Regions from separate parts of the Homo sapiens genome. Here region 1 is linked to region 2. The links are chromatin loops, found by intact Hi-C in ENCODE. Cell type or tissue: heart right ventricle. All regions are shown on one strand. Each heading gives the region's core, and the rest is flanking DNA. Links, peaks and the distances in the headings are about the cores only.

Region 1 (5,400 bases), core at 271-5,270, 300 kb before region 2:
TCTTGCCACATACAAACATCAAATCAAAATGGACTAAATACTTAAATTTAAGACTTCAAACTATGAAACTGTTACAAGAAAACATTGGGAAAAATTTCCAGGGCATTGGTCTGGGCAAAAATGTATTGAGCAATCCTCATAAGCACAGGCAACGAAAGCAAAAATGGACAATTGAGATGACATCAAGTTAAAAATCTGCACAGCAAAGGAAACAATCAACAAAGTGAAGTGACAACCTTATAACCAAAATATATAAGGAACTCCAACAACTCCACAGGAAAACAAATCTAATAATCTAATCTAAAGATAGGCAAATAATTTGAATAGACATTTCTCAAAAGAAGACATACAAATGGCAAACAGGCATATGAAAAGGTGCTCAACATCATTGATCATTAGAGAAACGCATATCAAGACTACAATGCAATATCATCTCACCCCAGTTAAAAAGTCTTATATCCCAAAGAGAGGCAAAAATAACAAATGTAGATGAGGATGTAGAGAATAGGGAACCTCATTGGCTGTTGGTTGGAATGTAAGTTAGTACAATCACCGTGGAGAGCAGTTTGGAGGTTCCTCAAAAAACTAAAAGTTGAGCTGCCATAGGACCCAGCAATCCCATTGCTATGTATATACCCCAGAGAAAACAAATCAGTATATCAAAGAAATATCTGCACGTCTATGTTTGTTGCAACATTGTTCATAATAGCTCAGATTTGGAAGCAACCTAAGTGTCCATCCACAGATGAGAGATAAAGAAAATGTGGTACCTATTACACAATGAAGTTCTATTCAGCAATAAACAAGAATGAGATGTAGTCATTTTCAACAACATAGATGGAATTGACGATCATTATGTTAAGTGAAATAGGCCAGGCACAGAAAGACAAACATCACAAGTTTTCACTTACTTGTGGGTTCTAAAAATGAAAACAATTTAATTCATGGACATAAAGAGTAGAAGATGGTTACCAGAGGCTGGAAAGGGTAACGGGAGGTTGGGGAGGGAGATGGTGATGGTTAATGGTTACAAAACAAAATTAGAAAGAATGAATAAGACCTACCATTTGATAGTACAATAAGGTGACTAAAGGCAATAATAACTGCATTGTATATTTAAAATAATTTAGAGAGGGTAATTGGATTGTTTGTAACTCAAAGAATCAAAGTTTGAAGGGATGAATACCCCGTTCCTCATGATGTGCTTATTTCACATTGCATTCCTGTATGAAAAAATCTCATGTACCCCATAAATATATAGACCTACTATGTACCCCCCAAAATTAAAAATAAATGATCATGGTGATGAAAGCAATCTCTCATTGCTCTCATTGCTCATGATATGCTAATTATAATGCATTTCCATGCTAAAATACACTCCCAACAGTGCCATGACAGTTTATAAATGCCATGGTAATGCCTGGAAGTTACCTTTTATGGTTTTAAATGAGAGGAGCCCTTAGTTCCAGGAACTCCCCATCCCTTTTCTAGAAACTTTGTGAATAACTCATTTCTTACTTAGCATATAATTAAGGAGTAGCTATAAATATAGCTGGTCAGCAATCCACAGGTGTTACTCTGCCTAGAGGGTAGCCCTGCTCTGTCTATCAAACAGCCATTTTTCTATACTCTGTTATTCTAATAAACTTGCTTTGCTTTCAATTTACTCTGTCAGTCAAAGCCAAGAACCCTCCTGGGTTGAGCCCCAATTTGAGGGTTCTCCTGGATCAAAACTGCTCCCACCATCATGGGACATCATATCATTCTGATGCCTGAGTTATTGATTATTCCTTAGCTAATGCCAGAAGACAACTGGGAAGAGGATAGTACAGCGAAGTTTACTAATAAATATTTATATGCTTAAGGGTCTGTTTAAGGGTACAGGGGAGAAGAGAATGAAGGGATTATTGGGTACAAATATTCAGTTAGGTAGAAGAAATATGATCCACTGTTCAATAGATCAGCAGGGTGTCTATAATTTACAATAGTACATTTAAAAATAGCTAGAAGGAAGTAATTCAAATGTTTCTAGCAAGAAGAAAAGATACATATTTAAGGTGATTGATAGCCCGATTACTCTTATTTGATCTTCATGTATTTTATGAATGTATTGTTATCACAGATACTTCCAAAATATGTATATCCATTATGAATGAATACATAAATAAATGACTTTGGAATTAAGATAATATTGGTCATAGGTTTTGATGGGCCTGGTTATCCAGGCCAAGTTTATTTATTAAGTTGGGATAGAAATAGTACCTACTATTTTTATAAGGATTAAACAAGTTGCTCTAAAGATTAAGTAATACTATGTCTATTAAATAATTAATGCCTACAACTGAAATAAAAAAAAATTTGCTTTGCCTTTTTTTAAAAAAAGAAAAAGAATATATTAAAGGGAGAAGTTCACTGTACTCACATAGGGCCAATGAAGGTGTCCTTTGCACATGGACCACTGTGTGTTCTAAGCAGTATGATAGGCAAAACAGCCACTCTGGTTCACTGATATTTGATGCCTGTTATTACAGACAGCTCCCATCCAAAGGTACACCAACTTATTCTCTGGGAAGTGTTATGCTACACTCAGATGGAACTACATTTGAGGGTTTAATGTATCAATTGGCAGTCTCAAGGAACACTGATACTTGGAGGTTCAGACCATTTTCCCAAACTGCCCATGTTTCATCAATGTGCAATGGGAACAATACAGGTAGTGGCATGGTAAGCACTAGCTCCACTTTGGTAAACAGACTGTAAAAGTGATAGGAGTTCATCTATGGCTAATAAATCAGGACAACCTAGAAACTCGCCATCATGAAGCACAATACTTGTTAACCCAAAAAGGGACACTAGAGAGAGCTATCTTCCAGGAAAGAAGCTGTAACTGGAAAGAAGCCTGGAGAGACAACAGTGTCAAATGAATAGAGAAATTGAATACTGACACTAATAAAGAACTATACCCACCAGTAATGCTACCAGAGGGCTTGTGCCCTCACTCAAGAATGATTGTTCATATTTGCATATTCGCTATGGAAAGAGTTTGTTGGAAAATGGTAGTAATCTTAAATAATTGCAGGACATTACTGGGCAGTGTGGCTTTTATCATTGTTCTCTAATTGCTCTAATACCCAGAATAAAAAAAAAAAGAATGTATCTTTCTTGTGCCACAACTGGCTGGAATTGGACATAAAAAGAAACAACACAATGTCAGCTTCATTGGGAGCGTGGGGATAGATAGCAGTGTCACATAATGGCGCCTGGAAGCCTACGTCTGTAAAGATTTATTCTATAATATCTGGGATATGTTTATGTCCATAAAACAAGTGAAATTCAGAAGTTCCTGAAAAATAGTCTCTAGTTACCACCTAAGTAACTGGGAAAGTGGTACATGGGAAAAGGTCATTTCTGTTGGGAATGAAAGGGACAATGATTAATTTTAACCTATGTCAAACATTAATCTTTCTATGATAGCTATTTAGTGTAACAAAGGATTTGTATGTTCATTGATAGAATTAAAAGAAAACCAAATTTGTGTAAATGATGATTCTCCAACATAAGAAAAATAACTTGTGAGTATGAGTTTAAGTCCCAAGTTGTTAGAATACATATAGAAGCTGATCGGGCTGAGAAGGAAGTAAATTTGACTTTAGAAAATTACTCACTAAATTAAATGCCTTCAGCAACCTATATAGAATAATTCAAATAATTCTCGATCAAGAAGGTATTAGACAAAGCTACTAAACAAACATTAAAACAGCTATAATGTATTGAATAGTGATCTTTATGGTGATAATAGGTAGAAAATATTAAAAGAAAAATAATGAATTTTATTTTGAAAAAGATAGAGAATTTTGACATGAACAAAAGGGATACAACTGGTTAAATAGCTGAAGAACACTGGTTTTTTAGGAAAAGGAAATAGAAAATTACATAAATTTATGTTCTCAGTAATTAGCATCTTAACTTTTTTTAAATCATGAGTCCATTTATAACAATGATCAATAGTTGACCCATATACAAAGTTTCCTTATGAAATCACATTTTAATCAAATACCACATTGAACTACTTAAATTTCATGGCATATAATCTTGCTAAAAATATGAAATAAAACTGACATACTTAGGTGGCAAATGTTGATAACTGCTTTCCAAGATTTATTTTTATAACCTGGACATAATTTTTTAAAATACCCCAAATTTGTTTAACATAGTCTTAGTATTTAGAACACTCTGTTTCTTCTTTTCTTGTTCTTTCATATTGAAAATGATCATTACTGTTGAAAATATTCCTGAGTCTTGCCAGCAAAGTTTGTTCTCTACCAATGCTAAAACATCAAAAATAACAAGAGCAAATTTAATTAGAAAGGCAAAAAAGCAGTTAATTAAAATTATAAAGTAAATCTGGCAATGTAGCTCTTCAAATATCTGTTGCATTGGTGATTAAGCCCTTATAAACTAGGGAGCTGTTTACAATAATTTAATAATAGAATATAATATTGCTACTTCTAGAACATGAATGGTTCTAATTTTTTAATGTTGAAGACATATAATGTGTAGCAAGTGGCTTAATTTCTTAGGACACGTTGATATGAAGAAAAATGAAAATATAAGTTCACTTTCCTGGGTAAATATATTTATTTTTCCAAGTAGGAACTATATTTTGTTAATTTTTATTTTTAAACACGAATTAAATCCGAAGTTCTCTCATTAGAAATACTTAATTTAGGTTTTTTTTCTTTTGAAAATTCAAATATGTTATATTCCAAAATGGCTTTGTCAATTGCTATTTACTTGGAAAGATCAAGGAAATACTTCCTTAAAAATAAGTAAAGTTGTTCTGAAAAATCCTTCTATTGTCTTAAATTAAAACACACTGGAAGTATATCACTAATTGTATGATTTTGGACAAATTAATTTTCTAAGCATCAATTCCTTCACAGTTAAAATAGGTAATATATGCCCTGCATTTGCTTTGCTTTTGTTTTGCTCTTAATGTTTACATACAATGGATATCAAATACATAAAACAGTAGGTATTGATAATCACATTTTTCTCTTTATCTTGTTTAATATACTATATATAATAATGAAATGTTTACAAGTAAATTGAAGTTTAGAAGTATATATGTAATTGTATTTCTCTAACTTAACTAGCTTTCCATCTTTTCATTACATTGAGAGAATACAACTTCCTAAATTATAAGTGAGAATATTATTGTGTTCCAGAAAAGAGAGAGTTAAGGTAGAAAAGAAAGTGAAGTTTCTGTATGGCCATCAAATTATCAGGCTAATTCCCTTTTCATATTATTTGAAAATAATTAGTTTGATTTCTCAGGGATGTATTATTGTGACCAGATTTTTTTCATGGAAGTTATTGACTAAGTAAAGTAAAAACAAA
Region 2 (5,400 bases), core at 156-5,155:
TCCCTGCCTCTGCCACCACCCTTCCCAGCCCCTGGTAGTCATTCTTCTATTCTCTATCTCCATGAATTCATTTGTCTTGATTTTTAGACCCCACAAGTAAGCCGGAACATGTAACGTTTGTCTTTCTGAACCTGGCTGATTTCACTTAACATAATGACCCCCAGTTCTGTCCATGTTGTTGCAAATGAAAGAATCTCTTTTTTATGGCTGAAGAGTACTCCATTGTGCATTAGTGCCACATTTTCTTTATCCATTCATCTGTTGATGGACACTTAGGTTTCAGACCACATTAACCTTTGAAAACCACTGGAAGCAGCTCTGTTGTCAATTTTTCATTTTACCAATTGTGCCAGTTTATTTAAATCTTCTCACCCCACTACAGCTCCATAGTTCTAGTGTTTTCATTCCGGTTTTTTTCCTTTTTTTTTTTTTTTTTTTTTTGAGACGGAGTCTCGCTCTGTAGCCCAGGCTGGCGTGCAGTGGCGCGATCTCGTCTCACTGCAAGCTCCGCCGGCCGGGTTCACGCCATTCTCCTGCCTCAGCCTCCTGAGTAGCTGGGACTACAGACGCCCGCCACCACGCCCGGCTAATTTTTTTGGATTTGTAGTAGAGATGGGGTTTCACCTTGTTAGCCAGGATGGTCTCGATCTCCTGACCTCGTGATCCACCCGCCTCGGCCTCCCAAAGTGCTGGGATTACAGGCTTGAGCCACCGCGCCCGGCCTGCTTTTTTTTTCTTACTCTGCTACATACGGTAAAATTAAAACCATTTCTCTCACCCACTGCCCTGTCCAATACAGTAGCAGCAGCCACATGTAACTATTGAAATTGAAATTAATTGAGCTTTAAAAATTGAGGCATGCTAGCCACATTTCAAATACTCAATAGTCACATATGGCAAATGGTTACCATATTGAACGGCATAGATATATAGAGCATTTTTATCATTGTAGAAAATTCTACTGGACAGGGCTGAACTAGAGCATCACAAATTCAAGTTTTTTTACAAAACACTTTTAAGTAACATGCACTAAACATTTTTTACATATAAAAGTGGCGTCAATCTAGAATATATTGAATTGCTGGAAGAAGAGTTATTCACCTTTAATTCTCTTGTATAAGTTTGTGGTTTTCAATCTTGGAAATATGCCAGACAATATATTCTGAAGACAAAAATGACAAAATTGCTTTTTTGAAGACACATAGCTTCTGGCCAAATATAACAAATATTCTTTTCAATGAATAACTGAGCTTGGAAAAAAAGATGGGCAGGTGAGAACTCCAAGGTACATGAAGCTTTGCCAATCTTGGAAACTGGGCGGCTAATTTTTTTTTTTTTTTTTTTTTTTTGGCAGGGGGAGGGATGGATTTTCACTCTTGTTGCCCAGGCTGAAGTGCAATGGCGTGATGTCCGCTCACTACAACCTCTGCCTCCCGAGTTCAAGTGATTCTCCTGCCTCAGCCTCCCGAGTACCTGGGATTACAGGCATGCACCACCACCACGCCCGGATAATTTTGTATTTTTAGTGGAGACGGAGTTTCTTCATGTTGGACAGGCTGGTCTCGAACTCCTGACTTCAAGTGATCTGCCTGCCTCAGCCTCCCAAAATGCTGGGGTTACAGGCGTGAGCCACTGCACCCAGCCACAGGAGGCTAATTATTTTAAGGTCAGTTCAATAACAGGAGACAAAGATTTTGGTGTGAAATAGAAATTAGATCTCTAAATAAATATGAGACAATTGAAGTCTCCTCACTCAGTGAAAGGGTGGGCTAGAAAAGACACTGATGCAGGAAAAAAATAAATAAAATAGTGTGAGTGGAAAAAGTTCCTGAGGATTTGAGCCACAGGTCTAACCTACCAAGGGTCAGCAGTTCAAATGTACACTGTCAAATTGATTCACTAGACCCTAGAATCTCTGACAGACACAAATGCAAATTTTCTCTCAATGTGTGCAAATTCAAGCCAGACTTTTTAGGATTCTCACACAGAGCCATACCAAAATGTACAAGGAAACAGATTGTCATGAATAAGTAGGTCATTACAATTCGTGTATTAGGTGGGAGAAGGAGCACAATGGGAGAGTAAGTTGCAAGAGGAAGAAATTGAAGATTGGTCACAGCGGACCAGAAAAAAGATACAGGCATTGTCTCCTGGAAAATGAAAACCCACTAAAAGATTCTAAGTTAAAAGTAGTACGGTCAGATTTTGTTTTAGAATCTTGTCTATCATAGTTGATTCTTTTGCTGCTTCTTTATTGAAAGGACTTGAAATATTTATGCCTCCTAACTGAAATTCAAGGAAATCACCGTAAGATACGGGTAAGGCCGAAATCTTGCCTTTATAATCCAATTCTGCATACTTGACCATAAGAAAATGGTTTTAAAATGATTAAAGTAGTTAAGTATATGTAATGAATATTTCCTGATCTCAACATCTATAGAAATGTCACATACTTCTTAATAAAATTTTGAGACAGGAAATACTTTTCCAGGGTCAGGGTAGGGAACAAACAGAAAAGACTTTTCAATTAATTGCGTGTATCTTCCGATAATCAATTACTGAATAGTTTGGTTCTCCAATAAGCTTCGTTATAACCTGCTAATTAGACAATAAAACAGCAATAGGCTTTAGTATAGCATTTTACATTGCGCAAAGTAAAATGACAAAATGACACAATTGCACATTAAAAAACAACTTTAAGTTAGACTTTGGTTTCTTTCTACAATAAGAAACCTTCAACTTCTGCACAACTTGTCATAGAATTTTTTTTTCTCCTTTTTCCGCTCATGGCCAAGTGGAAAACAAAAATCAAATAATATAGCATGCTGCCAATTTTGGTCTTTGTGAAAACCCTTTAGTGGTATCTTTCAAACAGTGGTTTCTCTTTACTTAAAATTTTAATTTTAATATATCTTTTTTTACTGTTAAGATAGTCTGTAGCTTACCCATTTCCTGCTGCCACCACCGCCATCTCATAATACCCTCCTTTCCTTTTACTCTAACCCTCACCTCTCATCACCACAGCAAATATTCTTTAAGGTCAATATTCTACAGAATGTCAAACTACCAACCTATTGTTTTCTTGTGTAAGATCCTAAATTTATTAATATTCAAATTATTGGAGGATTTAGCCTTTCGTCCAGTGATGTTATTTAAGGCCTCCTGATTACCTCCACTAGTGGTGAATGTAGGAATATGTTGACAGAACTTAAATATGAATGATATTAAACTGTTTAATAGCCTAGTGGATTGAGGTACATATTAGTAAATATAAATTAATTTAGAGAAAATAAAGATGTAAAACCTGATATCAACCTTACACAATGTAAGAAACTTTTCTATTCACACAACTAGAAAGTTTTCTTCACACCCAGATTTCTGTGACTCCAAATTCAGATTCCATATCACCCCCTTCACTGCTTGTAGCTAAGCTGCATTTCTTCTTCAAATTTCTCTCATGTGGCAGAAAGCAAACTCATACCTGAATTCCTGAGAAAAAAAAATGACCTATGTAAATATAATTACTAAATAATAATTGGTGGGGGAATTCTGATATTTTGATGATGACATTTCATGGAATGATACAAAACATAAATTATTGATATTCATTTCCAAACTTGAGCCAAATAAAGGCCAACTGAGAATCAACTATATTTTTTTAATTATCATTATGAGTACATACATATCTTTGACTATTAGGTCCACATTCTTTGTGTGGTACCAATATTTTCCTATCATTTTTATACCTATACATTAGAAAAATCTCTTGATTGTTATGTTTGTACAAAAAACATATTTCTAAAATTATATTTATTTCAAAATATATGTTATGTTTTAAGTCATAAAAAATAATTTGGGCTCCATCAACAGTGCATATATATATATGTGTGTGTGTATATGTGTGTGTGTGTGTGTGTGTGTGTGTATATATATATATATATATATATATATATATTATTGTTACTTCCAGTGGTGAAAAATATGCAGCTTAGCTGATTGGAAAGCTTCTCTTACTGACCCCATTTCACATACAAAACTCACCAAGATACCAAAGATACTATTATACGTCTGTATATAATTTTTATTTATTTATTTAAATTTTAGGTTCAGGGATAGATGAACAGATTTGTTATATAGGTAAACTCATGTCATGGAGATTTGTTGTACAGATTATTTTGTCACCCAGGTATTAATCCTAGCACCCAATAGTTATTTTCTGATCCTCTCCCTCCTCCCATCCTCTATCTTCAAGTAGGCCCAGTGTCTGTTGTTCCCCTCTGTGTCCATGTGTTCTCATCATTTAGCTCCCACTTATAAGTGAAAACATAAAATCTTTGGTTTTCTGTTCCTGCATTAGTTTGCTAGTAATATCAGTTTAGAGAATAAATGTGTACTCTCTCTGAGTATTGACCTTGGAACCAATTTTGAAAAGATAATATTATAATGTATAGCCTTAGACATTAGAAAATATCTGTACAATGTTGCTGTGCTGAGCCATGATACAGCCTGAAACAAAAGTAAAATTTAGTCATTCTCATCCTGTTTTTACATAAGATGTGAAATTTTATTCATCATTGATTTTTGCACTAATTTTAATTTTTTAAATATCACATTTAAACATTATCTATCTTGATTACTGAGGGGCTTAATGTGCACATTTATATCTGAGAGCACCTCACTCCCTTTACCCTAGTATAGGCCTTGCTATATACCTACGCTGTTTGATTTCTAGACTATTAATCACAATGCCTAGAGATACCATGTGAGGAGATAAATATTTCTTTGGCTATGAAAGTCTATAAAACAATAAGAGTATACAAAATCTGAGTCTAGTGTAATAAATTACACGTAATTTATGTCATTTATTTTTTGACTAGAGATTTACCGCAGAACAAAATACCTCAGAACAAAACACACACACACACACTCATACACAAACATGAAGAAATATACAAACGTATTAAATTATTTGTAGAGTTAGTAGTGAGATAGAAAAGAATTTTGGAATGTTTTGACATAATTTTAAGCTTCTATGTTTTTACTCATTTAGGATTTAGAAGTTCTCTCAACAATAGTTTACTGAACTACTGATTGCAACATATCTGAATATTCATTACCTTTATTTTAATAATTCATATAGAGTCCAATTAGCATCTGTATTTTGGGATTTTTCAGTTAAATGGCAGCTGTATGTTATACCACATGGAATTTTTGGTCTTTGATTTGCTTTTTTGCACTCCTATTACTTTTTGTTTTATGATAATAAAGATACCTCATCAAACAGCTAGTTTGTAGGGTGGGATTTGGGAATTAATATCATTCAGTCACACCTTCAGTAGTCATCAGTAAACAAAGAGTGAGATTCTGAAATTGAGCATATTAAAGGTCATACCAGAAAAA

Evidence for each region. A loop is a pair of places that touch in the nucleus more often than their neighbours do. Peaks named below come from ENCODE experiments on the same cell type or tissue, not always from the same donor. Only the 100,000 strongest peaks of a DNase experiment are listed, where the experiment ranks them.
Region 1: it touches region 2 in a loop (3-fold over the local background); 3 of 110 quality-filtered maps call a loop at or near these places.

What each region holds. Positions count from the first base shown.
Region 1 is chr1:191,990,893-191,996,292 of GRCh38, forward strand. All of the region lies in intron 9 of LINC02770 (long intergenic non-protein coding RNA 2770), which reads left to right. Among named protein-coding and RNA genes, the nearest start is that of RGS18, 160 kb to the right of the region's middle. In heart right ventricle, for the core only: a CTCF peak has its summit at 2,848; no DNase peak of the experiment used is centred there.
Region 2 is chr1:192,292,778-192,298,177 of GRCh38, forward strand. No RefSeq gene overlaps it. Among named protein-coding and RNA genes, the nearest start is that of RGS21, 22 kb to the right of the region's middle. In heart right ventricle, for the core only: no CTCF peak of the experiment used is centred there; no DNase peak of the experiment used is centred there.